Regions from separate parts of the Homo sapiens genome. Here regions 1 and 2 are each linked to region 3. The links are chromatin loops, found by intact Hi-C in ENCODE. Cell type or tissue: natural killer cell. All regions are shown on one strand.

Region 1 (8,000 bases), 190 kb after region 3:
TCCGCGCCTGCCTCCTCAGTGCAGCCATGGACTTACAGGGCCAGCTTTGGTCCAGTGGGGATGGGAGGAGGGGTCTAATCTCTCCTAATTTTTCTCTCAATACACTTCCTTCCTGGAGGAATCAAAGAACCCAGTCAGACAGGGCCTGTGTGGAAAGGTGGGGCTGACCGCTCTCTCACAAGTCATGATGCACATGCAGCCAACTGGGCGCCAAACGGGGGCCTGGGCCACAGTGGGGACAGGTGTGTGGGGTCAACTTGGCCAGGTCCAGTCCTCAGAGACAGGCAATGGAGGCCTGCGGTGGAGTGGAGGTGAGAAGCCAGCAGTCTGATTTCCACTCTGCTTTGCACTAGCTGGGTGTCCTTGAACAGAAAGAAGCCTTAACAGCTCTAGATCTCAGCTTCCTCATTCATCAAGTGGTACCAATACTTTGTGCTATGCCTTCTCTTAGAGGTGGCTCAGTAGGGTCTGAGGAATGGGGAGGTACTCTGGAAACGTCATATGGTAAAGTCATACTCTAGGCCTTCAAATGAGCAGGGAAAACAGAAGCTCAACAGAGGTAGAAGTTCACTTTGGTTGTCCTCTTACTCATTTACTAATCCACCTATCCACTTATCTACCTATCCATCTCATATTCACCCCTTCACTTATCTACCCATTCATCTCATATTCACCCTATAGTCATCTACTCATTCATCTTATATCCATCTTTCCATTCATCCACTCATCTACCCATCCACTTCATATCCACCCATTCATGCATCTATCCATCCATCCCATATCCACCCATTCATTCATCTGCCCATCCATCTAATATTCACCCCTCCACTCATCTACCCACTCATCTTATATCCATTCATCCATTCATCTACCCCTCCACTTCATATCCACCCACCCACTCATCTATCTGTCCATTTCATATTCACCGCTCCACTCATCTACTCATCCATCTTTTATCATCCATCCATTCATCCACTCATCTACCCATCCACTTCATATCCACCCATTCACTCATTTATCCATCCATCTCATATCCACCCATCCACTCATCTACCCATCCATCTCATATTCACTCATCCACTCATCTACCCAACCACTTCATATCCACCAATTCACTCATTTATCTATCCATCTCATATCCACCCATCCATTCATCTGCCCACCCATCTCATGTTCACCACTCCACTCATCTACCCATTCATCTTATATCCATCCATCCATTCAGCCACTCATCTACCCATCCACTTCATATCCACCCATCCACTCATCTATCCATCCATCTCATATTCACCCATCCACTCATCTGCCTATCTATCTCATATTCACCCCCCACTCATCTACCCATTCATCTTAGATCCATCCATCCGTTCATCCACTCATCTACCCATCCACTTCATATTCACCCATTCACACATTTATCTATCCATTTCATATCTACCCATCCATTCATCTGCCCATCCATCTCATATCCATGGTCATCTACCCATTCATCTTATATCCATTCATCCATTCATCCACTTATCTACCCCTCCACTTCATATCCACCAACCCACTCATCTATCTGTCCATCTCATATTCACCCCTCCACTCATCTACCCGTTCATCTTATATCCATCCATCCATTCATCCACTTAGCTACCCATCCACTTCCTATCCACCCACCCACTCATCTACCCATCCATCTCATATTCACTCATCCACTCATCTACCCCTCCATCTCATATCCATCCATCCATCCATTCATCTGCCCATCCATCTCATAGTCACTCATCCCCTCATCTATCCAACCACTCTCCAACCACTCATATCTATCCAACCACTTATCTACCCATCCATCTCATAGTCACTCACCCACTCATCTATCCATCCGTCTCATATTCATCCATTCACTCATCTACCCATCCATCTCATATCTATCTATCCATCCACTCATCTACCCATTCATCTCATATCCACCCATCTACTCATCTGCACTTTCATCTTTATATCCATCCATCCATCCATCCATCCATGCTTTGATCCAACATCTATCCACCCATCTATCTATTCTGCATCATTCTGTTATCCTTGCATCCAGCTATCCAACAATCATCCATCAATTCATTTATTCAACATCCATCTACCCTCTGTCCATCCTTTTTCTTACTCACAAAACAGTATCTTGAGCACAGCTGGTACCAGAAACACCCAGCTAGATTCTGGCATTCAATGATAAATAGAACCATATGAGACTAGTAGCTCACAGTCTAAAAGAACAGAAAGTGTAAACTAAAACAATACACCAAAAACTACTATGAAGAATAGATAAAGTGCTATTGGAACTAGAGGTGGGAGTTGGCATGGGGGCAGCACCACTGAATTTAGTGACCTGAAAAGGAAAGCTGGAGGGTTAGTGAAATAATAGGCTGCAGACCAAGGGAGCCATGGCTGCATGTTTAAAGCCACAGCATGGCTTGGGGTATAGGGTAGGTCCCATTGGAGAGGACACAGTGAGTGGGTGGTGGGGCTGGTGAGGCAGCCAGGTGAAAAGCAGGTGAGGCCTGAGGTTACCATAGGCAGGACTTATCTGACTGGCCTCAGCAGTGCCCTCCCAGGTTGGCCATCTGTCCCTGGAGGGGCACAGCTTGGCTCCAACTCCCCCATGCCCTGGCAAACCAGAGTAAAACTGCTCAGTCCTCATGCGTCTGGAGTGATTGGAGGCCCAGCCTGTTCAGCTCCGAGTTAGAAAGCAGGGTTGGCCAGGAGGCTGCCAAGGCCACCAGGTCAGGGCCAGGGTGGGGCTGCCCAGGGAAGGCAGGAATCAGAGATTTGTGTGGCCTGCTTGGAATTCTTGGTGGTTCCCTGCCTTGGGAAGCTGCCCCTGCTCATTTGCTGACTGTGGCAGGGCGAGGTCCACGCCCCAGGAAATTGGATGTGGGCTCAGTTACCCAGTGGCTTCCTAGCTGTGAGAGGGAGGGCAGGTCATTTCGCTTCCCTGAGCTTTGCTTTCCTCATCTGTGAAAATGACAAGAGTGAGGCAAGATGGCTCTGGGCTCTTCCCAGCTCTGGTAGTTCCTAGGAGACTGACACTTGTGTGCAAGTGTGTTTTGTGCTCGAGTCTTGCCTTGCACAGAGGCTCAGGGGTCAGGCATCCCCCCACTGAGCGATATGACTCCCTTCTTCTGGCAGGCTTCTCTCCTGGGCCCCCAGATCTTCTTGGGAGTGGTGACACCTTAAGCCATGAACCAAGAGCAGTCAATTCTGTCTATTGCCCTCTTAGGTCTGCGCAGCTCTGCTGTGAGAGGCTGAGCAGGTGTAAGGAAGGCTAGCAGCTGGGAGCAGGCCCCAGAGGGAATGGGGCTTGCTGGGACAGAGACTTGAGGAGGGAATCTAAGGAAGAGCCAGAGGTCTCAGAGCTGGAGGAGAGGGCTCAAAGGGAGGGGAGTGGGACATTTAAGGTGACATCTATTGGAGCTGCCTGAGATAAACTCTGCAGATTGTATGGTTGTGCCAGAGGCCTGCCTGGGGCCTAGGGATGCTGGTTTGGGGATTTGAGTTTGATCTCCTGAAGTTTATTTTAAACCTAGCTACTGGCTGAGGCAGCAAATGAAAGCAACAGAAATCCTCAGTCAGCAGCTAATGAAACATGCACCACAGCCACCCGCCGTCGGCAAGCCCTCCTGTCTGACACCTGTAACCACTTCATCTTCCGGCCATGAGTCTCTCACCACTAAGCCAGACAGTCCTGCCCCGCAAGGAGCCCTGAGAGGTGTCACCCAGTCATAGCTGGTTTCCATCTGAATGTGCTCTGCTGGGTCCCAGAGCCGTGGGCTCTCTTCCATCTCTTCTCTCTCAGCTTCCTCTGGGCAAGGCCTCAGGCAGCCATCTCCACAGCCAGTCAGTGATGTGCTGGGGCTCCAACCAGACCTTCCTATGCAGGGTCCCTGGCCCTTCCTTGTGCCGTGGCTGCCTGGGAAGCAAGCTTTAGTTCTAGCGAGAACAGAGGTTTGTAGCTTAATGAGCACTTACTCGGGCCAGGTGCTATCTGAGTGGTTTCTGAGTACTGCTCTATTCTATCCTTGTAAGAACCCCATAAAGTGTTTGCTTTCACTATTCCTATCTGTGAGGCTAGTGTTATGTGTTGACGTGGCCAGGCTAGAGTCCACAGTTACTCAGTCAAACACTAATCTAGGCGTTGCTGTGAAGGATTTTGTAGACATGGTTAACACCTACAATTACTTGACTTTAAGTAAAAGAGTTTATCATCTGTAATCTAGGTGGGCCTGATCCAATCAGTTGAAAGGCCTTAAGAGCAAAATTGAGGTTTTCCTGAGGAGGAAGAAACTCCACCTGTGACCCATAGCATTAGCTTCTGCTCAAGAGTTTCCAGCCCGATGGCCTGCCCTACAGACCAGATTTGCTAGAACCCGTGATTATATAAGCCAATTCCTTGATGTATATCATCTACTACTGGCTCTCTTTCTCAGATAGAACATTGACTAATATACCATCTAACAGCAACTGGGCCAGTGTGACACAATTAGTAAGCGGGGAGCCAGGGTTCAAATGGAGGCAGCCCAATCTCTGAGCATGAATTCTTAACCTCTGCAACATACTATTTTTTAATCAATATTAGCACATTGCATCCACAGTTTCATTTTATTGATGAGACTTAGAAAGGTAAAATAACTTGCCCAAGGTCACACAGCTTATAAATGAACGCACTGGAACTCCAGCCCAGGTTTGTCTGATTACAGGCCTGGGCACGCTCCACTATTCTCCGTGGTGTGCTGGTAAGTGTTATCAACTGGTTCTCCAGAAACAAATATATGTATACATATATACACACATAAGTTAATATAAAGTTTATTGCCATCAAGGATTGTAGCACACAATTTACAACTAATAATAAAATATACGTATTTTTTATTATCAATTTTATCTAGTAAATTGATTCTCACAGGATGCTTTTGTTGATACTTCCTAAACTTTTGTATCTATAGTTAAATTATTATTACAATTACCAAATAAGTATAGTTCCTGTGTGAATGTTTGCTGTTTTCTTTTACATTAATAAGTTTGATAGGAATGGAGCAATGGAGGCATGAATTTCATTCATTTGGCAATGACACAAGTGACTTATTTGCTGAATTAAAGAATAGTTTTTGAATATTGGAAGAATATGTCCTCAATTCTTTTTCATGCTATTTACAATTAAAGGCTACCAGCACAACATACTTTTAAGTATAATCTACATTAACATTTTCTCCATTATTTTCTTAACTCTAGACTATCAACAAAACAATAATCAGGCTCTGATTTGTAGCATTTGTCAATTTGTTTGATGTAAATATTCCCACCATCGCTGATTTCAAGCCACCAACATGAGTTACTGCAGGAGGTGTTGAACAGAGATGCTCAGTAGCGCACCTTCATATGGTATTTCTGCCATACATATACAATAGATGTAAACAACCTCAACAGCATAGGTAATTGAAAGATGGGATAAATAGGAAGTGATGAATTTTTGGCATTCATTAGCTTTGTTTTTGTTATAATGTATTTAATTGTAAATTTGCCTAAGTTAATTTTTAATAACTGTTTGACAACCAGCTCACGAAATTCCTGAAATTTTACCAGTCCGTTCATGAACCCGTATGAGCTTCTCCTGCACACTACTTTAAGAAGAGTTCAAGGGCTTTCTCTTTCTTGATCTCCAACAGGCTGTTGGTTATTTTCCCTCTGGAAGGACCTCTTGTGCACCTGTCCTATTGTCATTATTTCTTTCCATGTTTGTCTGTGCATCAGAGTAGTTTGTTGAGGGCTGAGATTATAGATTATAACTCATTCATCTTGGTAATGGCCCAATAAACCCATAAAGTTTTTTGATCAAATGCATAGGTCAGAGATTTTCAAATCTTATTTCCAAAAGCCCAAGAATTCTGCAGAAACATCTCTGGGGTCCCCACAAGCTGACAGGAAGGCTGGAGTAGCAATGCTCCAAAAGCCCAAAGAAAGTGCCACAGAAAAGAAGCAATCAGCAAATGAGAAGGAGCTCCTGGAAATGATTATTGCTAAAAATTATTTTAAAAAATCAATTGAAAGCTTGAAATGCAAAGTTAAGAAAATCTCCCAGAACATGGAGACAATGGCATAAAGTATGGGAGGAAAAAAATATTCAAACAGGATCAATTCAGGAGGCCCAATATCCAACTAAGAGTAGGAGTTCCAGAACAAGAAAAGAAAGAAGATGGAGGGGAGGGAATTATTGCAGAAATAATTACATTTTAAAAGTCCCCAGAGCCAAAAAGGGACACCGAGTCTTTAAATTGAAAGAGCTAAGAGAATATCAAGCAGATATAGAATTGAGCAATTTAAGAATATTAAAGATTAAAGCAGATCCTGGATATTTCTATGGAAACTAGAACATCAGCTCACAAAAACCAGAACATTGACTCTGACAAATAAACCGGAATAAGGGTGACATCATAATACTCTATAGCAACGATAGAGGCCCAGAGAATAATAGCCAACACTTAACATGACGCCCACGATGTGCAGGCACTGTTCTAAGCATTTTACATATGTAAACTGGTTAATCCTCATCACAACTCCATGAGGTAGGTACTATTTTTATCTTAGCTTATTTATGAGAAAACCGAGGCACAGAGAGATTAAGTGACTTGCTGGGTTCTAGGAAATGTAAAGTTAAAATTTAAACCCTGGCAGCCTCATGCCAGAGATCGGATTTTAACCTCATCACTATATTCCATCTCTAAGTGCTAAGTCTAAATGGCTTTGAACCTAGAATTCTACAGACAGCCAAACTATCAGTCAAGGGTAAAGGAAAAAAAAAAAAGTTATATTCAGCCATTCCAGGACTCAGAAATTTACTTCTCATGCTTCCTTTCTGAGAAGTTATTGAATGTATATTTCAGCTTAGAAACCATGAGGAAGAATGTTACAGGATAAAAACTGGTAGAATTAACTCAAGGATCTAATAATGTAAAGGAATTCCAGAATGACCTGTGTGCAGCAGGTCCAGGAAACCCTTTGAACAAACAAGAATAGAGAATCAGGGACCCAGTAGAATGTCAGGAAAGAAGAGAGGAATAGATTCTGAGAAATATACAAAAAGAGGCTGGAAGATATTAGGAATATGGTGAAGAGGCCTGTGCTTCTTTCCAAAGCAAATGAAATAATCAGAAACACCAAAAGAGAAGGAGGAAGAAAAAAACCTTTGATAAGAAGTTAATGCAGCCTGGGCAACATGGTGAAACCCCGTTTCTAAAAAGATACAAAAATTAGCTGGTAGTGGTGACACACGCCTGTAGTCTCAGCTACAGAGACTGGGGTGGGAGGATTGCTTGAGCCCCGGAGATAAAGGCTGCAGTGAGCCGTGATTGTGCCACTGCACTCCAACCTGGGCAACAGAATGAGAACCTCTCTCTCTCTCTCTCTCAAAAAAAAGAAGTTAATGGTTCAAATATAAAGCAAACTAAAATTTGACGTGATTTGGAAGACTTGGTAGAGAGTAAGAAAGGACAATTCTCTTACTGTTGATGCTGGAAGCATTTGATTATTAGAGGCACAGGAGTAATGATATTGTAACCATAGAGAAGGAACTATGATCACTCACAATACACTCCTTGGGGAACAAAGTCACATAATCAACAACATAAACACTGAGCCTCATTTTCATAGACAAAATAGGAAAGGCTTAATAATAAGGACAAAATAGAAGACAAAGATGAAAGAAATAAGAAATTGGGAGATAGAGGTGGACAAAGATGGGGGGAAAATAGGAATACTAATATTCTTATCTTACCGAATGGCTCCAGAAATAGAGGCCCAGAAATATTATTTACATATGCAAAGTTAAACAATAGAGACATTAAAATAGGTACAAAAGTAGCACACATTGGGCAGAGGAAGGGAGCTAGAGATGGGGCGTATGAATTAAGTCCTTCTCCACCGTGGCTGGTCATAAATGGATGATGTGAGGTTGACTGCACACCCTG
Region 2 (8,000 bases), 470 kb after region 3:
ATATGTGTAAAGCACTTGGCACACTGGCACATAACTGCTCAGTAAATAATTAAGAGGAGAAAACATGGAGGCAGGTGCTTTGTCTGAGGCTCATCCACAGGGTCCTGAAGGACCTCCTGGTTATGAGAAAAGAACCTCGAATCCTTCAGGGATTGGGAACACCAGCCTCCCTCTGTCATCCTTCCCTCCCCCATGATGCAGTCCTCTTCTGTCTCCAGCCACCAGGGCCCAGACACTTGGTTTTCAGAGAGAGACACTGACCTTCTTGAAGGCAGAGATGGGGTCTTGTTCATCTTGTACCTTCAGTGCCCAGTGCAGGGTCTGGGGACACCGGCTGGGCAGGGAAGGGAAGGTGAGGACTGCTGATCTCTGGCTGGGGATTTGGCCTCTCAGTGTATGGACTTTGCTCAGTGGGGGCTTATGCCCACCTCAGGGGTGGGGCCCAGGCAGATTCACCGTTTTGTGCTGCCTTGCCTTCCCTGAACCTTGCCGCTCCTCTGAGCGGCCAGTACTTCCAGGAAAGGCTGGTGGAGTTGTGGTGAGTGGAGAAGCCCAGCTGGAGCTCAGGTGGGCCAGAGTGAAAGCAGGAGACTGAAAGGTATCAGGTTGGGCGCCCAGAGCCTGGCAGGCCCCTGCCTCACTCCCCAGCACTCTTTAGAAGCCGATTCCTGCTCATGTGCCCAGCCACAAGTCCCCAGGTGTGACTGTCCCTACACTCTTGCTCACTCTCCAGCCAAGTCTTGTCTTTTTGAGGGGTAATGAATTTTAGGTCTGCAGAATTCCTTGATTGTCTGTATTAGTTATTCCCTCAGCATCCCCTCATGTTTTCTTATATTTTACCCATTTACCATTGATACACATCCTTAGGATCTAAAAATGAGGGGATTTAGCAGCATCAATTTTAAGGATCATCGACTTTTTAAAAAAGTAATTAAGGAATGCAAAGAGGAAGCCTGACCCAAAGCTGCAATCAGGCTGTGGGCTACTGGGGGACATGGGAGGAAGCCTGGTGGCCTCATCCTCCCATTTCTGAATCCTGGCCATAGGCTGGGCCTGGGCTCCTCAGGGCTCTTCCAGCTGCCACTCAGAGAGCACAGCTGGTTTGCTCTTCGGGCTGTGGCTCTGGGTCTGGAAGGAGCAAGAAACCCATGCCTGGGCAGAAATCTCAGGTGAGAAACTGGATACCAGAAGGGCTGTGCAGGGCCGCTAAGTTGGCCTCAGCGTTTAGTTGAAGCCACTTAGTTGTAGAGCAGGGAGAATGGGGGGTGGGGTAGGGGAGGGAGGCATGGGTCCCTCATCAGAGAAGCCTTCTGCTTTCCCTACACAGCAGCCAGCATCCTGTCTGAGCCTGCAGGGGAGAAACAATTTTAAAGTAAAAACTTCCAGATAAGCAGGATTCTCCCATTTTACAATGACTTCTGCTGCTCATTTGACCCTTGTGCTTCTGTGGTGGAGCATCTCTATTTGACAGTGATGGAACCTGAGACTCAGAGAGGGCAAGTGAGTGACTCAAGGCCACACAGCTGGGCAAGGGAAGCCATACGCAGGACTCCATCCACAGCTTGCTTTTGCCCCTCTACCCAGCTGGGTTCTGAGGCCAGGTCCTTGTCACAGTCCTCAAGCCTGGCTGGCACACAGCAGGGAAGGAAGAGTTTTCCAGCAGTTTCTGCATGTCCCTTCCCTAATGGGGACTAAGAAGGAGGGCTTAGTCCCTAAGCCAGGGAACTGAAAGTTCTGGCCACGGAAACCTCTAGATTGAAGAGCACCAGCAGCTGAAGAGTGGGCCAGAGGTTTTGCAAGCTGCTGCCAGGCTGCCTGCTTTCTGGTGCTTAGAGAGGAAGGCTGACCTCGAAAGCCCTCACCGCATCCATGAAGCCTTACAAGACCTGGCCTCCGGCTACTTCTCCAGGCTCACTACCCCCACTCCACTCTCCCCTCCACTCTCTCAGCACTGCCACATCGACTTCCTAAAGCCCGCCCAGCCTGCCCAGCCTTGAAGCTTCGTCAGCTCTGATCGGCTGGCTTGGAATTGCCCTTCCCAGACACCCTCTTGGCTCCCACTCACATCCTCCCTTTCCCCAGTCCCTTCGGTGCCTCCAGACCTCCTGCATGATGGGCCTGTTCCTTCACCACTTGCCGTCACCCTGTGGGGTGGGTGTTGAGTTTCTTCTTCATCACCTTGGTCAGTGCTGCATGTTACTGTGTAGCCCTTGGTTGCTTCTCTCCCCTACCAGTGCCCAGAGGGCATGAGCTCTCTTTTGTACTCTGTTATATCTCCAGTTCCTGGGGGTAGGCACCTGATAAAAATTTAGGGAATGCATACATAGCCTAGAGGCCAATTTCCCCTTTAGATGTTGACTGTCCCTTTTCTCCAAGTAGGGAGAGTGGTGACGGGGCGTGGAGAGGCAGAGGGGAGAGAAGGAGCAGTGTTACCAGCGAGTCTGTCTGGCAATGATATCTGCCTCAACCCCTTTTTGTCCCAGCGGTGTAGACGCAGGTCAGATGACTTTCCAACTCTATGCGGCTCTTGCCTGTCCCTCCATCCCTGCTGCGGTGAACCTCTCATCTGAGCCTCCCCAACAGTTTGTGCAAAGACTCCACTTAACGTTGGTCTGTTGACTGTCACGGGCATCTGTGAGCCTCCTGTGCCTTCTTGTTTAACAACGATCTCAGCTTGTGGCGAGGGAGTGGTGATGGCACAGGGTAGAGCTGCCAGAGGGGTCAGCTTGGCCTGGGTTCGGGCTCAGGAGTGCCAGCTTCCTCGAGGAGTGGGAGGTCGGTCATGCAAGGGAGAGCGTTGAGCCCAGGCCCCAGGATAACTGAGACTGTTTGGAGGTGGTGTCCCCAACCCTCGCTTACGTGGGCGGGTCTCAGCGGGGCGAGGCTTAGCTTGCCTGCTGAGCCCTGCAAATGCAGGTGAGGCGGCTCAAGCGTTTCCACCTGGACTGGCGTGGCGCTCAGGCCTCTGCGTCTCTCTCTTCCCGTGTATGCAGAGTCAGCTGCCCTGCCCTCGTGGGTCTGTGTGTTTGTGAGCGTGTGTCTATTCGTGCCATGAGTGTGACACCTGTGGGTGTGTGCTTGTGTGAGCTGTGTCTGTGTACACCCTCACATGTGTCTCTTTGTGGGGCTTTCTTCCAGGCCTGTGATTCTAAAATCAACACAACCAAATCCACACTCGTCGCTGGCTTTCCCTGCCCTGCTGTGGAGCACATGAACCCGGGGACGCATTCGGCTTTCCTTTGGTAAGTGAAGGCAGGTCTTTCCTCTTTAAAGGTAAATTCCAGGAGGATGAACACTATAGAGGAATTGTCCCGGAGATAGCTGGCTGGTGGCCAATTCCTCTTGTAAAAAAGATCCCCCGTGTCTGTGGAGCCAAGATGAAACAATTCTTTGGAATTAACCAAGCTAATTTTGACGAGCAAACATTTTGCTACAATGAAAGTTTTTATTGTAACACATAAAAGTCAAAACAACACCCAGTCCCCTTGGGGGAGACAGGCGGGTGGTAAGAAGAAAAACAGCGCACACACAAGCTCTAACTAATCATTGTGAAATCAAAAGTGCTCCTGGCTGCCAAATTAAATGCGACTAAAAATAACCGTGGATAGGAGCCGCTGAGGGGCAGCCCCGGAAGCTGTTGATTCTTTGGCTTACTTGAGGAATCACAAACCCCGAGCCCTTCAAGCACAAGCCATTGTGTTCCAGGGAAGGGTAAGGCCCAGACAAAGGGCATTTTAGCTTCTGGAACATTCCACAGGCCTGGGCCAAGGCAGCGGTGCCTGGCTGGAGTAAGGAAGGAAGCTGTGAAGCTGCCATTTCTATGGTGCCTAGTGCTCTCTGAAGCCAACCCCAGCTGTCCCATAGATCCCCACATTTGGTTCCCACTGGGCTCCTCTCAGGGAATCATCACCCCTCCCAGCACCCCCCATCCCACCCCTCACTGCTCCCTCCACCTCTCACTCTTGCCTGGACCTCAGCCAAGACCAAGCTTCTCGGCTGTCTTTTGTGATGACTGGTGTCTTGGGTTCCCCGAGGTTTACATGACCACTGTGCTTCTCGGTGTGCCCCGTAACAAACACCCCACATTTTGGTGAAAGAAGCTCCCTTTGGTGGAAAAAGATTTGTATTGAGCCCTGGGGCTATGTGTGTGTGTGTGTCACAATAGAGGATGAACCCAACCTGGGAGGAGCTGTCTTTACAGAGTGTGTGGTTAGCACTGAATGATGTCACGTTAAACCAGAAAGCATTTCCTGCACTCCTGAAGTAGGGGGTGGGACTTGTCTCCAGAAGCAGGGCTCAGACACTGGACCAAATTGAGGACTAGCTAAGAGAGAGACCAGGCGGAAGCAGCTTTCATAAGACATGCCCACCAGTGTGTTATGTCAGTTTACCATTGCCATGGCAACACCCAGGAGTTACTACCCCTTCCCATGGCAATGACCTGATGACTCAGAAGTTCCCTTTGAAATTTCTGCATTGACCACCCCTTCATCTACATGCAATTAAAAGTAGGTATAAATATTACTGCAGAACTGCTCTGAGCTGCTAATCTCTGCCTATGTGAGCGTAACACTGCTGCTTCAAGAAAGCTGTTTTCTTCTATCCTACCACCCACTTGCCCTTGAATTCTTTCCTGGGTGAAGACAAGAACTCTCATGGGCTAAGCCCCAGTCTGGGGCTGGCCTGCGCTGCATCACTCCTACTTGATACTCAGAACTGTGCTGGCCCTAAGACACAGTCTGGGCTTCCAGGAGCTCACACTCAGTTATGAGAAGGGGTACATAGGCACATAAATAACTTTAAAAATCTGCCCATTGTAAGAAGTTTGCAAACATATGCCCTGGGAGCCCAGTTCTGTTTGGCACAGTCAGGGCAGACTTCTTGGAAGAAAGGTCACTTGAACTAGCCTTGAAGGATCCAGACAGGAGAGAGGGGGACAATGTGTATTTCCTGGTGTTTTTCACTGCTTCTTCCCAGGTGAGCGTCCTGGGTCCCTAAAGATAGCACAAGGCTTTGACAGGCAGGACTCATTTTATCCTACACAGACCCCATCCATTCATCTCTATTTTTTCTCAACTCCGAAACACATCATCTGTCTGACAGGACATTTTCCAAAATGCATGTTCACTGCATACTTGGAAATAGGGTCATTTAGAGACAGATCTAGGAGAGGAGGAGAAATCAGCTTTTTTATCTGATATACTTACAGCAGGAGCCAGCCCTCTCTGTGTGGTGGTTTGGCACACAGACCTGAGAGTCAGATGGAACGAGGTCTAAATCCCTTTTTCTCTACTTGCTAGGGAGGGGTGTATAAAGTGGGAAAGTTCAGTTGATGCAGAGCAGGTGAGACCCAAAATTGGGGCTTAGCCCAGGAGGGTTCTTGGCTTCACTCAGGAAAGAATTCAAAGGTGAGCTGGGGTGTTAGACAGCTTTTTAAAATCCATGTGGCAGTGGAGAGCAGCAGCAGAGGCACTGCTTCTTGCAGAGCAGGGCTACCCCATAGGCAGTGTGCCCAGAGTAGCCCTGCTCTGCAAGGCTCGCCTGCCCTGCATCACAGTGTCCTCTCCAAACCTTAGCTTTCTTTTATGTAAAACAGATATCAGAGTGTTGACTTCATAAGGTAGATCCCTTTATTACTATTATTATTATTATTATCATTATTATTATTATTATTTTTGAGACAGAGTCTTGCTCTGTCACCCAGGCTGGAGTGCAGTGGTGCAATTTTGGCTCACTGCAACCTCCACCTCCTGGATTTAAGTGATTCTTCTGCCTCAGCCTCCCAAGTAGCTGAGATTACAGGTGCCCACCACCATGCCCAGCTAATTTTTGTGTTTTTAGTAGAGACAGGGTTTCGGTATGTTTTCCAGGCTGGACAGGGTTTCAGTATATTTTCCAGGCTGGTCTTGAACTCCTGACTTCAGGTGATACACCCCTCTTTGGCCTCCCAAAGTGCTGGGATTACAGGTGTGGGCCACCATGCCCAGTTCCTTTATTATCCCTTTTATTGATTAGGATATGCTGGCTTCAAGTAACATAATACCAAACAGATAATGGCATAACCAGTACATATATATATGTGATCTTAGTTGACAAGGCAGGTGGTTCCAAGGCTGGTGCAGCAACTCAACAATGTCAGTGAGGGCCCAGGCTCTCTCTATCCTCCTGCTGTGACATCCTCAGCAGGTGTTGCCCCATGGTCACAAGGCAGTCACCCTGGTTCCAGGCATTATATCCTTCCCAAAAGCATCACCAGCAGGAAGGAAGGGAGAGTGGGAGAGGGCCCAGGGCTCTTTTCTCTTACGTGTCTTCATTCGGGAGGAAAATCTTTCCTGGAGGTTCCCATTTACTTCCTTCCCATCTTGTTGGTTGGAACTGTGTCATTCGGCAACTCACAAGCCTATCACTGGCAAAGAGGAAACGGATTACCATGATGGATTTAGACCCATCACACTTCATCACTTGAGGCTGGGCATGCTGATATCACTTTGATACAGAAATCTGAATGAATATTGAGTAGACAACCAGCAGTGCGAGCCACTCCATGGGCCACCAAGTCTGTAGCTGGCACTGGGATGGGCACAACAGGAATGCAGCCATACTTGACACAAAGCTCCACATTGGGCTGGGTCTCAGGGAGAGGAGGAGAAATTATTGCCCACATCTAATCAGAATCTAGATCACAAGCCATCAAGGGTCATACCTAGATGCTTTTAGAGACACACAGAGGTCTCAGAAACACTACCCTCTCTCCAGCATCAAATGCCCCCAGCCCCACCAAGTACATGTAACACAAGGCTTTGCAGCAAAGAGCCTGCAGGAGGAGGCTGGACTCCCAGCTCAGCCTGAGACTTGCTATGTGGTCCTGGGCAGATTACTTGGCTTCTTTGGGTCTCGATGCCCTCCTCTGAAGGGAACCATACTCGCTCTGTGGATGCCATGTGTCTGGTGAAGGCCTTCAGATGCAGAGAATCATCTGGGAAGTTACGATGCAGGTCAGGGTGAAAAGGAGATTTGATTTGTAACACAACTTAGGAGTGGGGCTCTCGGGCTCCTCAGCAGTCAACAGCAGGTTGGACCTGGTGTGCTTTTAAGGTATCTTCCAACTTGGATGTGCTGGGATCCTGTGCCCAGTAAAGTAGTGAAGTAGTCGCCACTTGGATTCAGATTCATGCTCTGCCACATACAAGCTGTGTGACCTTTGGCCACGTTGCTTAACCTCTCTGAGCCTTAGTTTTCTCATCTATAGAAGTAGGGACATCTACAGAAGTAGGGACATCTACAGAAGTAGGGATACTTAAAAGATTGTAATGGTTGAAATAATGTGTGTGACGCCCTTAAGGGTGCCTGGCACACTGGTAAGTGTAGGGGAAACGTGGACTATTATTGCTGATATATTATTTTATATCATTCTTACAGCAACCTCATGGTTTAGCGATTATCGTCCCATCTATTGCCCTTATATGTGAGGCTCTGGGTGACAATGAGGACCTGTCTACAGTTCTTCATCCAGTACAAAGGCAGAATTTGAATCCAGGTCTTCTGACTCCTGACTCTTCTCCTTTCTACTGCACTCTGTTTCAGTCTGGAGAGAGATAGTACAGCAAAGATGGGGTGAACACTCAGAAGGGGGGGCAGAACACACACACACACACACACACACACACACACACACACACACAGTCTGCCCGTGCTAAGGTCTCAGCGAAATTGTAAAGAATAATAACAGCTAGTCTGCTTTTGTGTATATGAAAGCCTCCCAAAAGGAATTGTTCTTATCTCCATTTTATAAATGACAAAATGATGTTTAGAGAGGTTCAGAAATATGCCACACAGTTGTGCAGAGTCCTTGATCTGTCAGGTTCCAGGTCCCAAATCCTTGATGCTGGGCCAGGCTGCAGTAAGTCAAGCTGGTATGGCCTTTCTGGGTCCCCTCTGGCTTTCCAAGCCTCTTTTCCTCACCAGTCACTCCCAGGTCCCAGGGCACTTAAGCCAGCACC
Region 3 (8,000 bases):
GCAGCCTGCCATTTGAGGTTTGGCTGAGCCTGGGCTGTTCCACCCTGCCTTCCCCACAGCAAGGGCAGTGGCACACCCATTCCTGGCCAGCACTGGACTGCTTGGGTGGGCAGATCCCCCTACAGGAGCAGGTTTGGCGTGGCCCAGCCTGGTTTACTCTCCACCTGTAGAAGCTGCAGCTGGGGCCACCACATTAGGTCCAATGACCACTTTCCAATCTCTCCCCGAGAAGCTTCCAGTTTGGGCAGAGCCTATGGGCAGGGTGGGGACCATTCCAAGACGGGCCACTACAATAGCCCAGAGAAACACCACGTAGTACAAGCATGCTCCATTTTAAGCAAACCCTGTATTTGGAGCGGCATAAACTTGAAGTGAAGAGCACAGATTTGGTTTCCAGATGGCCTGGGCTCAAATCCTGGCTCTGCCACTTACCAGCTCTACTACTTATCTTTTTCTGTGTGCCAGTTTTCTCATCTGTAAAGTGGAAATAATAATGGTTATTCCTCTTGGTTTTGTTGCAAGAGTTAACCGAATGATTCTAAGGGAAGCATTGGCACTTAGTAAACACTAGATAAAGACTGTTCCAAGGAAGGGCAGAATGAGCACAGAAGGGCTTGTGAGTAGGAAGGAATGGGTCTGAGCATACCTTCGCGTGAAGGCAAAGCTATGTAGAGGGGCTGTGATGTAGTACACTGGGTTGCTGAAAGCTCAGAGCTTCCCTTCCAGCTATCAGGGCTGACAGGAGAGGCCTGGACCCAGCAACCCATTCAGCCCCGTCGTGATACCCTGGGGATTCTTGCTTCTCCCCCATTGAAACTGGTCTCCCTGCTCTCCAGAGGCAGAGAACTCCAGTGAACTCCCTGCAGGCGACTCCCTCCAACCTGGTGAGATGGGAAATTAATCTCCCTTGAAACCTATACTTAACATACAGGATTCTGTTCCCCAGTGAGACAATGAAATTAATCTGCCACTAATTTTCTGTTTGCCAACCCTGGGTTGCAGCATTTCTAATTCTGCTTTTCCAACTGTCTTGAGTCGGGTGAAACAAAGACTTAATCTCTTCTCTGGACTTGTTTATTCTGTCTTCAAAAAATGAATCACGCTGGCATTTTGCTCTACTGGTTTGGGGAAGGAGGGTGGAATGAGGTTTCCTTATCTCCCCCGGAGGCCATGGATTCCAGGCCTGTCTCTCTAGCCTCTCCCCAGCTTTCTGGGTGTGAGGGGATTAGGGGCCCCTATGATCTGTTTGCTTACTCTGAGTCTGAATGTATCAGTCACAGGGTGACTAACAGGCTGCCTCCTTGGGAACTGGGCGGGAAGGGGAGGCCCCTAAGTTTGAATGCCAATTTCTTGAGCGAGGCTAGGACCTGGGTCCCTTCCTCCCAGGGGGTGTTGTGGGGGAAGGTGGGGGAATCATGACCTGGCCCCACCTGCCTGCCTTTCTAACCTCTATTGCCAGCACCTAAGCCTCCAGCCACACCAACCGCCTGTCATTTCCTGAGCATGGTACCTTCCAAGCCATTCGCTCTGCTTGGCCTCCTTTTCCCCTGCACAGGGTAGGGCTTGACCTCTCTGTGCCTCAGTAAAACAGGAATAATAATAGTACCTGCCACAGGGGTGGAAGTAAGGACTAAATGAGAATCTCCCCTAAAGACTTAGAAGTGCGTGACATTAGCAAGTGCTTGATAAATGAGAACCAGGATTGTCATCACCTGACTCGCATGTCCCCACCTCTGGGACACCTTCCCAATCTCCCAGCAGAAAGATCCTTTCCTCTGGAGGCCCCAAGGCTCCCCCTGAGCCTCTGTGGAATCCTTATTCTGCTGCTTACAGTGGAGCCAGGGAGCATAACCTCTCTGCATTTCATTTTCCTCCCGCTGCGGAATAGAAATAATGATAGTGATGACCTCATCCCGGGTTGTCAGGAGGATTAAATGAGATAATGCTCATTAAGGGCTTAACACAGGGCACGACCTCAAGCAGTAAATCAATGTTCTGATGTGTGGTTATGATGGTTAATAATTAATGAGCATGCATTGTGAAGTCTGTCTTCCATCAGCAGAAACTCCCTGAAGGTAGAGGAGGTCCTCAGTCTTTCGTGGGACTCTTGGTGCTCACCTGTTGGGTGGGAACAAGGGCCTGATTCCTGAGCATGGTGGGTGAGGCTAGGCTGGCTGGTGGAGGGTGCCCACCTGTCCTGAGCGCAGGCCACTCTCACTGTTCAGCATAGTGTCCTTGGAGATACCTCCTGGGCCCTGCCTGAGCGAGCTTGGGCCCCAGCCCGGGCCACCACTGGCTTTGCTGTCTTCACTGTTGCCGATGAGCTGCACCGTGCACCTAGTAATGGTCACGACCACATCCCTCTCACCGTTCCCATCACCCTGAGCAGTGTCACTATCCTATCAGCACCAAGCCCCTGTCCTAGAGTGTCACCGCTGAGGGAGACCTTGGAAACCATCTGCTCCCATATCCCAGACTTATGCTTGAAAACTAAAGATGAGAGAGGTGCTCCAACTGGCCTAACACCACACAGCAAGTTGGAGGCAGTGCCAGGATTGGATCCAAAGCCTCTTGACTCCCACTGCAGGGCTCTTCCCAACACTTTGCTGCCTGTCCTTGCTTCACCAGAACCCCTGTCATCGTGCTGCAGAAGAAGGACACTCATATTTATTGAGCATCTACTATGTGCCAGATACTGTGTAGGCTTGTGTATTAGCTCAGTTACTCCTCCCAACACATCTGGAAGGGGTGATGTTATGCTCCCCATTTTACAGATGAAGAAACTGAAATCACTTGATCAGGATCACAGTAAGGCAATGAGGTAGGTGGAGTTGAAACCCAGATCTATCTAACTCTATATCCAGTGCTCTTTCCATTCTCCTTGAAGCTTCCTTTGGAAAGACTGGCACAGCTGGGCCCCAGCCCTGGGTGAATGGGTGGGAGCTGCCAGCCCAGCATCTTCATTCCTTTCTCTGCTGTGGACAGACGTGGAGGACCTGCGGACAACCAAATTACAGACAGTGACAGGACTGATGAACAGCCAGGCCTGCTTTTCCTGCTGGGGGTTTCCACTGCCTGGGTGACCCAGCCTGTGGCCCGCCCACCTGGACAGACAGAGTCCTGCCCTGCCCCGCCTGTGGGTGGGTGGGGTGGTAGTGGGCTAGGGGTGGGCTGGGGCCAGTGGAGCAGCAGAGACTAGGGCCGTGCAGCTGCCACGAGCCTCAGGCCGGTGGTGCCAGGAAAGGGGCAGGAAGTGGTTTGTGGGGAGTGGTGGCAGGGCTTGGGCTGTGCGATGTGGCTCTGCCTGAGGTTTCTGCTCTGGAAACCTGACTCATGTGGACAAAGACCAGGCTGCCCCACTTCCCCAGGGGGCAGTTAGAGCAATTACAGGCCCTGGCACAGTGAGGCCAGGGGGTTGTGCTCTCAGTGGGAGGCTGAATCAGGACCCGGGAACCCAAGGCTGCCCTAGGGGTTAGTGATTTCACCACTGGCCGGGTGGGTGGAGGGTGTATGGGAGGACGCGTCCACGCAGGCAGGCAGTGGGCTGAGCAGCAGGGAGGAAGCCGGTGGCCATGGGGAGGCCTGTGCTTGGCCTGTGGGGAGGGTCTCGTGGAGTCTGGAGTTTGGGGCCCGAGCCCAGCTTGGTTCTGACTTGGGGTTCTTGAGCCCCAGCTTGTGAACTTGGGCAAGGACCTTTCTTTCTCTGAGCCTCACTTTCTTTCTTTATCTCTAAAATGAGGTTTCCACCAGCTCTAAGAATTAGATGACTCTGCCCTGCCCCCACCCAATCAAAGGAGCCTACAAACCACAAGCGAGCAAAATAACAACACAGAAAACCACAGCTGAGAAGTCATAACTGCTGGAGACAGGCTAGGCCCTGCTCTGAGCCTCTGCATGTTTCCCATAGCCTTCCAGCAGCCCCGGTATGCCCCTCTCACAGAATAGGAAACAGACCAGAGTATTCCTGGGGATCCACGATGGGAGCCCCGGCCTACGTATTACAGATCGGTGACCTCTTCCAGGTGTGAACCGAGGATGCTGGCAGGCCCCACCTCCTCCCAGGGGCCCCCTCCCCTTACCTGGGTGCACTGGGGGCCTTGTCACCTCCTTCCCGTCTTGCCTCTGCAGCCATTAGAGTCACACCAAATGAGTATGGAATTTCTTCTCCTGATTGTATCGGAAAAAAGGAACTCTGGACCCTACCCTACGGCAGATATTCTTTTTTTTTTTCCCTAAGTTGTCCCTTACCTTACCAGAACCCCTATGTTCCCTACTGCCCTCCTCCGAACCCCTGTCTCCGGTCATACACCAGGAGGACATGACGGAATCAAAGGAGACTTTATAGACCAAACCAGGAGGCTTTGGAGAGTTCTAGGGAGTGTCTTCAGAGAGCAAGTGGCTGGGAGGGGCCAAGTGCCCAACTCTGGAACCCTGGCTGCTCCTCTACCACTCCCATGGGGGTCTGTGTGTTCCGCTTGCGGTTTTATGCGAAGAAAGTGTTGTCCCACAAAACACATTTCAATATCCCTGATTGAGTTCAATGTTCCCATTTATGGAATGGTGAAACTTAGGCCCAGGGAAGGAAATGACCTACCCAAGACCCTATAGCTGCCCAGTGACACAGCTGGGACTGGAACTCAGGGGTCCTGATGGCTGGCTCTGTGCCTTCCTGAGCTCTGCCCAGGCAGATGGTGGGGCTCAGAGTCAGACCGGATGCTGCCTGCCTTGAGCAGGAACTGCGGCTCCTCTTGGCTGTCACAACGTCCAAGAGAGACCTTTTGGATTGTGTTAAGCAGGGCAAGACTACTAAGTCGGGTGAAGCCAGCTCGTGTTTTTCTCTTGGTGAAAGTGGAGCAGTTCTGGCTGGAAACAGCAGATCTTCTAGACGAGATAATGCTAGCAAAGCATTTAGCAAGAGTTTCTGCATGAAGTAGGTGCTTAGAACTGTGAACTGAGGCAGAGAAACAGCTGTGGTTGCCTACACAGAATCACCTTCTCACTGTGTGACTCATGGAGCAGTATCTGAGAGGGAGGACTTGGGTTGAGGACAGGAGGGAAGGCCAGAATTTCCTTCAGACGCTGGTTCCACAGTGGCCATTCTCCCCTCCCCTCCGCACCTTTCACAACCCAGGGCTGAATGAATACGTGGGAACATTGGTTTGTGGGTGCAAAGATTGCTGAATCCAGACCAGTGGTCCTGGGCCCTATCTTGATGTGTCACCAGGTCTTCCCTCTGGGCCTCACTTTCCTCCTCTGTGACACGGACGCTTTGGACCAGATGGTTGTTCTCAACCCTGGTTGCCCGGAGAATCACGGGGGCGACTTTTAAACAATTCTGAGGCCCAAGCCTCACCTTAGGTCAAGGAACCTCTGTGGGTGCTTCTGAGCCTCTGTGGTTTTGATTCTGATGCCCAGTGAAGGGCAAGAAGCACTGAACTGGATGGCTCTGGGCTCCCTGATGGTTGGCACAGGACAGCGACATAGGACCTCACTAGATTGCTGTTAGCTGGGCTGTGCTTCTCTCGGCATGTGTGTGGGTGAGCGACAGAGCTGATGGAGCATCCTGCTCAGCTGGAAGCTGTCTCCCAGCATGGCGGACGTTTCTCTCCCATCAGCTCATAGGTGAGGGGCAGCGGCGGGTCCCTGGGTGCTGTAGGAAGGAGGGCACACCAGGGATTGGTCTCCAGGGCTGAGACCGCAGAAACCTTGTTCTTCTCCCTGCTGGAGAGTCTGGCCCCCACTGATGACAGCATGGCCCCCAGGGAACTCCCAGCTCTGAGGCTGACTCCTCCAGAAGGGGTCAGGCCACCCTCAGCCTTGGGACTCCTGAACCCTGGGTCCGTATCCTGATGGGCAGCTTGGGCTGGGGATGCAGCAGAAGCCCATGTGGGGCCAGCATCCAAAGCCAGACCCCCAGGATCCAGTTCAGGTTCTGCAACCTCTGGGCCTCAGTGATCTCATCTGTAAAATGGGGCAATAATCCACGCCCAATGTGGTGTTAGGGATTCTGATAGAGAGATCTTCAGAGAGAGGGTCAGTGAGCCCAAGCCTCAGGGACGGTGACAGGAGGAGGCATAGAGGCTCAGGGAGGAGGGGTCAGATGACATGGAGCTGGGAAAGCTGAAATTGAGGAGTCTTTATGTAGAGAGCAGAGCATCCCTTACACATCTATCTGTGGTTTTCACATGTACATGGGTGGATATTTTCACGAGTGGATCCCTTTAAAAAAGATAATTTTGCAAGGGGCCCCAGTTTATTAGGTATGGATAAGTGGAACTTGGATGGTTGGAGTGGGACCTGTCCCTCAGCTCCCCACCCCTACAGTGGCCTAACTGGGGAACAAATCTGAAACCACTGGTCTAGAGCAGGAGGACGCGCATTCTCCATCTCCTTCTGAGATTCGGCCCCGAGGAGATGGGTATAAAGTGCAGCAGAAACAGGGGTTGGATAGCAGGGAGCACTTCCCAGCAGTGGGGCTGGTAAGTGCTGAGCTTCTGGGTGCGCTGGTATCTTAGTCCTCCCCAGGCAGGAAGGGGTGAGCCATAGCCCCTCGAGGGCCTCAGCCTCCTGCTTCTGGGGATGGCAGGCAGGACCCCTTTCCTACTCTGGCACCGGGTTCTGGGGAGAAGTGGAGACAGCTTCTCCCAGGAAAGTGGGACCTGGGCCATATCGCTGGATCCTCTGAGGGGCATGGAGGCCTTGAGCTGGGGAAAGAAAGAACAAAGTGACTCTTTCTCCTTGCCTTTGTTAACTCAGAGTGCAATGGGGTGAGGAGGACACAGGGGAGAAGAAAGAGAGGGGAAGTCAGAACTGGGGCTGGGAACCCAGCGGGTGTTTGAGGGGCAGAACTGGGAAGGACCAAGGCCAGAGATTCAAAGGGAGCTGCAGGGGAAGGCGGCGTTTCTGCCAGCTCCACCTTCGGGATGGATCCAGAATCCACTCCTTCCCCCAACCTCCGCCAGGCAACCATGCACAAACCGCCATCCCATAGGCACCCTGGCATCCCTCCCTAACCAGCTGAACCCCCCACGTCCCCACTTCCCCCCTCAGCTTATTCCTCACATGTTTGTCAGAATAATCCTCAAGAAAACACTCATCCCACTCAAGGCCTCCGTGACTCCCACCTTCCCATGTAGGTCTCTTGCTTCATCTCCCACCTCTCTCCCCGCGCGGCAGGGCTTCAGGCTCTTCCTGCACCCCTCTGGCCTGGCTGCCCCTCTCTCCCATTCCCCAGTGGCATCTGGTCTAGGGTTGGCTGATAAAATAGAGGATCCTAGTTAAACTTGAACTTCAAGGTAAACCACACTTAAGTATAAGTATATCCCAAGTGGTGTAGGTGTTACTCACCTGCAATTCACATGTGGCTGAGCATCCTGTATGGTCGTTTGCTAACCTGGCAGCCCTAGTCTAGTCCATCCCCTCTGGACCTGAAATCTCTCAGGTCAAGGATCTTGTGCTTCTGGGCTATTGATTGAGAGAAGGGGGAAAGCTATCTTCCATGTATTTTATTTTAAATAAGTATATCTATTTTAAGTAAATTTATTTTTTTTGGAAAAATCCGCTTGTTTTAAGTGGGGTGTCCTGGGAACCATGTTCCCTCATCTCTTTCTTGCCCCTTAGTGACCAGAGGGTGGGGATGTTAGGAAAATTGGAAGGGATGGTATTTTAAGTCAGAAAATTGTAGGTTTGAGCGTAGCATCTGTCACTGATTCTGTGACGTCTCAGAGCATTGCTTTCACTGCTCTGGCCTCAGTTTGTTTCTCTCTAGATGGGGGCTAGGACTTCATCTGCCTCCCAGGTGGCTGTGGGATTCATGATGCATGAGTTATGCTCATCATGGACATATGTGCTAGCCATGTGAGGGGTTAGGTTAATAAGGCTCCATTGCCTGTGGTTCCAGAGTCACCTGGGCTGAAGGGTAGGTAGATGTGGCCTAATCCATAAGCTCCGTGCTGGTCAGAAGTTTGCTGGGCAAGTGAGTGAGTGCCAGATCTCTTAAT

What was found. Hi-C counts contacts between places; a loop is a spot of excess contacts. Peaks named below come from ENCODE experiments on the same cell type or tissue, not always from the same donor. Only the 100,000 strongest peaks of a DNase experiment are listed, where the experiment ranks them.
Region 1: it touches region 3 in a loop (7-fold over the local background); 3 of 110 quality-filtered maps call a loop at or near these places.
Region 2: it touches region 3 in a loop (4-fold over the local background); 3 of 110 quality-filtered maps call a loop at or near these places.

Annotation. Positions count from the first base shown.
Region 1 is chr15:70,296,397-70,304,396 of GRCh38, reverse strand. LOC105370878 (a long non-coding RNA gene) reads left to right here and starts at 6,511. Exons shown (of 2, transcript XR_932424.3): 1 at 6,511-6,599. RefSeq lists enhancers at 2,702-3,203, 3,399-3,498, 3,519-3,588, 3,809-3,938. In natural killer cell, no CTCF peak of the experiment used is centred here; DNase peaks (open chromatin) are centred at 3,686 and 4,116; H3K27me3 peaks cover 5,996 bases.
Region 2 is chr15:70,019,639-70,027,638 of GRCh38, reverse strand. It overlaps LOC101929129 (a long non-coding RNA gene), which reads left to right and starts at 2,942. Exons shown (of 5, transcript XR_001751593.2): 1 at 2,942-3,012; 2 at 3,139-3,242. RefSeq lists a cis regulatory region at 4,451 and an enhancer at 4,367-4,536. In natural killer cell, no CTCF peak of the experiment used is centred here; a DNase peak (open chromatin) is centred at 4,268; H3K27ac peaks cover 808 bases.
Region 3 is chr15:70,488,264-70,496,263 of GRCh38, reverse strand. No RefSeq gene overlaps it. Among named protein-coding and RNA genes, the nearest start is that of LINC02205, 14 kb to the left of the region's middle. RefSeq lists enhancers at 2,918-3,462, 3,874-3,923. In natural killer cell, a CTCF peak has its summit at 7,843; DNase peaks (open chromatin) are centred at 3,293, 3,803 and 4,723; H3K27ac peaks cover 633 bases; H3K27me3 peaks cover 1,351 bases.